Linked DNA regions of Homo sapiens: region 1 is linked to region 2. A link is a contact called in ENCODE Hi-C or POLR2A ChIA-PET data. All regions are on one chromosome and are shown on one strand. Each heading gives the region's core, a stretch centred on a gene start or an enhancer-like site at or near the end of the contact. The rest is flanking DNA. Distances are from core to core; before and after follow the strand shown.

What was found. Hi-C counts contacts between places; a loop is a spot of excess contacts on that map. ChIA-PET counts read pairs that join two places held with the same protein, here RNA polymerase II (POLR2A). Pooled maps may share reads with other maps.
Region 1: a map of right lobe of liver shows a loop between it and region 2 (3-fold over the local background). The contact joins the promoter of LINC00598 here to the enhancer-like site in region 2. A Hi-C loop is called at or near these places in 1 of 168 maps with a recorded cell type or tissue (right lobe of liver) and 4 of 50 pooled maps. POLR2A ChIA-PET finds 5 or more read pairs at or near these places in 1 of 52 experiments (WTC11).

What each region holds. Positions count from the first base shown.
Region 1 is chr13:40,479,694-40,482,393 of GRCh38, forward strand. It overlaps LINC00598 (long intergenic non-protein coding RNA 598), which reads right to left and starts at 1,311. Exons shown (of 7, transcript NR_024507.3): 1 at 1,216-1,311.
Region 2 is chr13:40,343,230-40,346,056 of GRCh38, forward strand. No RefSeq gene overlaps it. Among named protein-coding and RNA genes, the nearest start is that of LINC00548, 120 kb to the left of the region's middle. Within about 2 kb of position 1,507, at least 4 of the 41 ENCODE cell types and tissues checked have a DNase peak (open chromatin) inside an H3K27ac peak, as active enhancers do; they include right lobe of liver, where a contact is called at or near this core.

The DNA of each region.
Region 1 (2,700 bases), core at 61-2,560, 140 kb after region 2:
TTCATTCGGCCCCATGTGACGCCCGTGAGGGAGCTGGCAGGCCAGGGCCTGGTGAATGAATCCTGTTTGTCAGGGCCCCCGCCTTGACTGCAGCCCATACGTCAGGACACACGCTTCCCGACTGCTAAATGACGGCTGAGAAAAGGACAGTGGTTTTCGGTGTTTGTAGGACAGGCAGGAGTGGCCAGGCAAGGACTGAGATCAGTCATAGGGGAGAAAATCCAAAAAGTAAAAACTCCACCGACCACAGGAGACTTTTCTTCTCTGCTCTGGTCAGCAAGAAGGTCCCATGATTCAGCACAGAAAAGCACCCTCTGGCAGCCCGGTCCTGTTTAGTTCTGGGTTCGGTGCAATTTCTTTGTTGAAACTCAGTTTCTCCCTCTGTAAAATAGGTATAGTGACACGAGCCCATGGGAGCTGCTCAGTAAAGCTCTATTGTTTAATCAGCTGACAAATGGCAAAGCCAAGTCCTAAATGCTTACTCAACTGGCCACCAGTAATGGGTGCATAATGAGAGTGAGAATTCAAGGGCAGCCACCTACCTCGCCCATCTGTTTATTTTTCCTGCCTTGGTCTAAAATGGTTCCAAGGCCCCAGACTCACAGCAGTCATGCCTCTTCCGTGGCGGCCAGAAGTGCAGAGGACAGTGTTATTCAAGGTCATCTGAAGAAGGCAGGGACCCACCTGCCACAAAGGGTCGTTGTGAAAATGCAAACGTCCAGGAGCAAGGATTAAGGGGAAGACTCCCACACCGGAGAGCAGCCAAGGGCACCCCCTTGCCGAGAGCAAAAAAAACATGTGGTCACTTCTAGAAGGCAGAGTGACAAGTCAAAGCCTCTCTGTGAGTTAGCAGAAATCATTCCCTCCGGGTGGAGGAATTACACATGTCTTTCTGGGCAGGCAAGTTAGGAAAGGGGTGCCCGTCTGGGCAATCCAGTCAGGACGAGTGCCCCTTTCTCCCAGACTGGGGACGCAGTCTGGAGGGCAGCGCCCACTACCCCTCCCTCTCTGGGCACCGTGGCACACCCTCCGGGGCCCTGCCTTTAACCGCTGTGTAGCCTGACAGGGAAACGTCAAGGTCAAACAGGAGGCCTCTCACAGCTGCAGGAAGGAACACCAAAGCATCTTCTTGAGAAATAAACAATGTTGCCTCTTTTAGCTCTAATTTTTTCTGTATGGCTTTGAAGTGGCAGTGTCTAGGGAAACCCCCAATACCTTTCAAGGGGGGAGATCAAGGACTCCTGCGTGTTGCAGTGAAGTTAATGAAGCCATTCATCCATTCGGCCAACAGCCATCATCGGAGCTCTACAGCGTGTCCCCAGTAAGTCTGCTGTCAACACGCAGACATGGGGGGCGTCAGCACAGCCCTTGACCTCTGCGAGGTCACAATCCAGGGTGGCTGCAAGACCAACAGTAGCACCCCCCACCCCCGACCAATGAAGTCCAGAGGAGCAGAGAAAGTGCTGGCAGACACAGAGGATGGAGCAACTCACTTATTTTAGAAGAACCAAAGAAGGCTTCACAGAGGTGACTTCTGGGGGTGTTCTTAAGTGAGGGGTAGAATTTCTATGACCAGAGCAGCCAGGTGGAGGGAAAAGCAGAAGCATAGCTACGGAATCAGAAGAGTCTGTGCTGTGGCCAAAGCATGGGGTGGGAGGTGCGGAGGCAGGAAGTCCCTGAACACACCAAGAGTCAGAACTCAGGGAGGCAGCGGAGAGAGGACCCACAACTCCACCTGGGCCTTAGGGCAGCTCTGACGATGCTGTAAGGCCAGACTGTAGAGACTAACAATATAGGCATCACCTGGAAGACTTGAATGACCCAGGGAAGATGCAGAGGCTTGAGGACCAAGCCAGAGGGGACGGAAACACAGAGACTCGGGTTTCCAGACCGGACCGGGCGCATGGTGAGGGCACAGGCCTGCAATAGACAGCACAGGAGTGGAGTGGGTTTGGAAGGCCAATGTTGAATGTGGTTGTGGAGAAGCCAAGTCGAGGCTCCTAACAATGCAGTCCTGTAGAAATGCATAACAGTTAACTAACCAGCGATGAATAGCTAGTTTTAAAACTAAAAGGCAAAGAGATTGCAAGGGAACTAGGGCCCTGTACAAGGACCCCTGCCGTGCTCTGGGGCTGTGGGAGTAATTGGGTCAGGGCAACAGTTCTCAGACTTTGGGGTGCATCAGAATCACAGGGCGGTGTGGGAGGCCACTGACAATCCAGGTACCTCGGCCTCACCCCCACTGATTTTGTGTCAGCACCTACAGAAGTAACACCGATTCCAGCTCCCCAGTTACAACATACTACAAATCAAGGAGTCCTTTAAACTTTTTAACTTCTTTCTCACTAATTAACTAGAAATACCCTCCCCTGTTTACCTTTTAGCTGAATAATCTCTTTAACTGATTAACTGAAGTTAATTCTCACTGGCCAGCAAAAAGTTCGGTGAAATTAGCCTCGGGAGAAACTAAGATGGCAAAGGCTATTTTGTGGGAGGTAAGAGAAGAGGGAGAAACAGAGACAAGAGACAGTAGGGGGGAATGGCTAAGAATGGTCCGTCTGGGCATTGTTGGTGAAACGGCTTAGTGGTTGTGGAGTCACTAGAGCCACACGTTGTATGTGAAGTCATCAAAGCGGACATCAGGGAGCCCTGGAGTTGGTCCCTCATCCCCAGGAAAGGAGGACACCGGCTTTCCACCAG
Region 2 (2,827 bases), core at 257-2,756:
TCAGTTACCATCTATCAGGTTATATTTGTTTGCTGCTTTCAGCCAGTTGTCTCACTGTAACCTGCACTTTACTCACACATAATGGCTCTAAGCGAGAAAGTAGAAACATTTATTAGAGTTCAAAAATTCTTAGTTGTTGAGCTCCATCCATTTCTCTTTACTAGTATTTGTCCCTTCTCAGCCCCTTCTTTCCCCCACAGATCCAATTTTTCAAATAATTTCAGTTTCTGGACACATAGCAGGTGTTCAATAAATATTTGATAATCTGATTTAAGTCACCGGACATAAAAGAATATTCCAGAGAGCAGAGATGCTAATCACAGAATTGTAGACCTAGCAGGAAACTCTGAAATCAAACAAGCATCTCATTTTGGGGATGAGGAAAGGGAGCTATAGAGAAGTGAAGGGATTGACCCAAATTCCCACCCAGCTGTTTATGGGCAGCAGCGGAACCCAAATCAAGACTCTGCTTTCAACCCACATGACATCATAATTATGAAAATGTTTTGCTTGTTCTCTCCAAGGTCTGAATGTTCCAAGGTTCCAACCAGAATACAGTGTTGTTTTGCTATCACCTTGACCATGGGAGTTTGTGATTAATGTAACACTTTCCTTTCAAAGATGGGAAATTTTTAAAAGCTGGCAGATAAAAAACTAGAATTCCTTTGTTTGCCCAAGACAGTTCATTCAAGATTTTACAAACCTGGCTATATGCCAGAATTATTACCTGGGCAGCTTTCAAAGTACAATTTCTCCACCAAATCAATCTTTGGACTTGGCAAGACTTGAGAATCTGTCTGTTCGTTGCTTGTTTTGGATTCATTTTTGTTTGTTTGTTCTCCCAGTGATTCTGATGCACATCAGGTCAGGAGACTGCAGATCTAATGAACGTCAGCTCCTTAATCAACCCACACATGGATGGTGGTGTGTATTTGAAGATATTTGAGCAGGATGGCACTACTGATAACCAGTTCTCCTGAAATCACAAGTAAAGCCACCAATCAAAATACATGTCAAAAATAGTAACCTATAATAATGATGTTGAATATAAATCCCACTGGCTGGACCATTTGTTCTGGTCTGGGTGCCTGGTCAGTGGGGAGAAGCCCCAAGCACTGCCCTTTCTGACGCATAAGCAGCTGGTGAAGCTCTGCTGCTGTGGCTGAAACCTCAGACAGAGGCAGCAATAGAAGGGGAAATCACGAGGCAAGTGTAATTTAAAGCCTTCATATTTATGTAGACAACTCTTGTCTACATATAGTCCCAGCACTTTATCTCTCTTTTGGCTCTCATTCCCTCTCACCACCTTCTTTCCAAGTAGTTCCATGAGTTCTGGGAATGTCCAGAACTGCACATGCCCAGGACTGGAAACAATTTACCGAGTCATCTGTCAAGCCATAGTTCATGCTTTTCGATTGGTTTAGGTTACTAAGCAACCTCCTTGTCACTCAGGATAATGACCTGACTCTGACTTCCAGGAAAGACAACACAACGTGGGATCCTGGGTGCAGGAACACCATCAGGTGGGACTCTTGCCAACCTGGGTATGAACTCTGTGCGGTTGTACTGGGTCAACCATTTGGCCTCTCTATGCAAAATAGGGGTGAGAGGAATAGCTCTCCAGCTGTTATGACTTGAGATAATGCATATGAAGTACCTAGCACAGAGCCAATGCTCCCTAAACGGTTGCTTTTATTTACAACAGCATGAGAGCAGAAGAGCGACGGCCACAGGGAGTGCAGTGGGGGGCATGTTACATCTAGGACAGCCCAGTCATCGTCACAGTTAACAGAGAGGAGACAATTCCAGAGCCCTCCAGACTACTGCTCTCCCAGATGCCTCTGGAAAACTACATAAATAGCTGGCCTATGTTTGTGTTGTCCCAGTTGGCACCGGGAAGTTTGAGTTCAATGCATCATTTCTGCAAAGCCTCCAGTATCCAGAAAACTTAAGGCTGGCCATGGTAACTGGCCCCAGCATGGGCCCGTGTCAGTCCCAGGCTCAGCATCAGTGGCTCTTTGAGGCCATGGCCTTCACAGTTGCTTTCAGCGCTTGTTAGTTTATAAGCTCTGTCCATGACCTGGGGCCAAGGCAGCTGATGCTCTCCCAGCTCCAGGATGCCATTTAACACAGGGTTTTCACTTCTCCTTGAAAGACACTTGTGGGGAGAATGGAGAGGAAACATTCAGCCAATTGTGTGAAATTGCTCTTAAATATCTCTGCCAGGAAAAGCCAACAAGTCAAAAAGAGAGGTCCTGAGTGCTTAGCACTCTGTGCTTTTGAATTTAAAGTGAGAAGGGACTGGATGATTTCGAAGATTTAAGAATAAACCAGAAACCAGGGCAGGGACTCCTCCAGGACTTACTGGCACCCTTTGTGAACAAGGGCCCATGCCTTCACCGCAATTAATGTCTCAGAGTCCTCTTCTAGAAAGAGGTGGGATGGAGGATTCTCTTTGTAAACCTAGTAAGATTTAGAGCAGGCTACCTAGCTCAGAGAAATAGCACTGACTGCCAAAAGGCAGGGAGCACCCTCCTGTGAGGACTGGTGCAGACAATCGCCTGTAGCCCCGCTGGGAGTAGGTAGGCAGAATTCAAGGAAATACAGTCCTCAGCAGAGGCAAGCAGGGAGGAGAGCATGCCCAAGCCCAGGAGGAAGAACTAGGTGAGGCCCTCCACGCGCTGCCTGATGGCTCTTGATCAAAAAGCTCTTTCTATAAGGGGTGCCTGGTCTCTCTTCCTAAAAATCTGTGCTCAGCACTACAAGGAGTCAGATTCAGGACGTGGATGCCCATAGGCATTTTTATGCTTAATCCATAAAGTAGTTG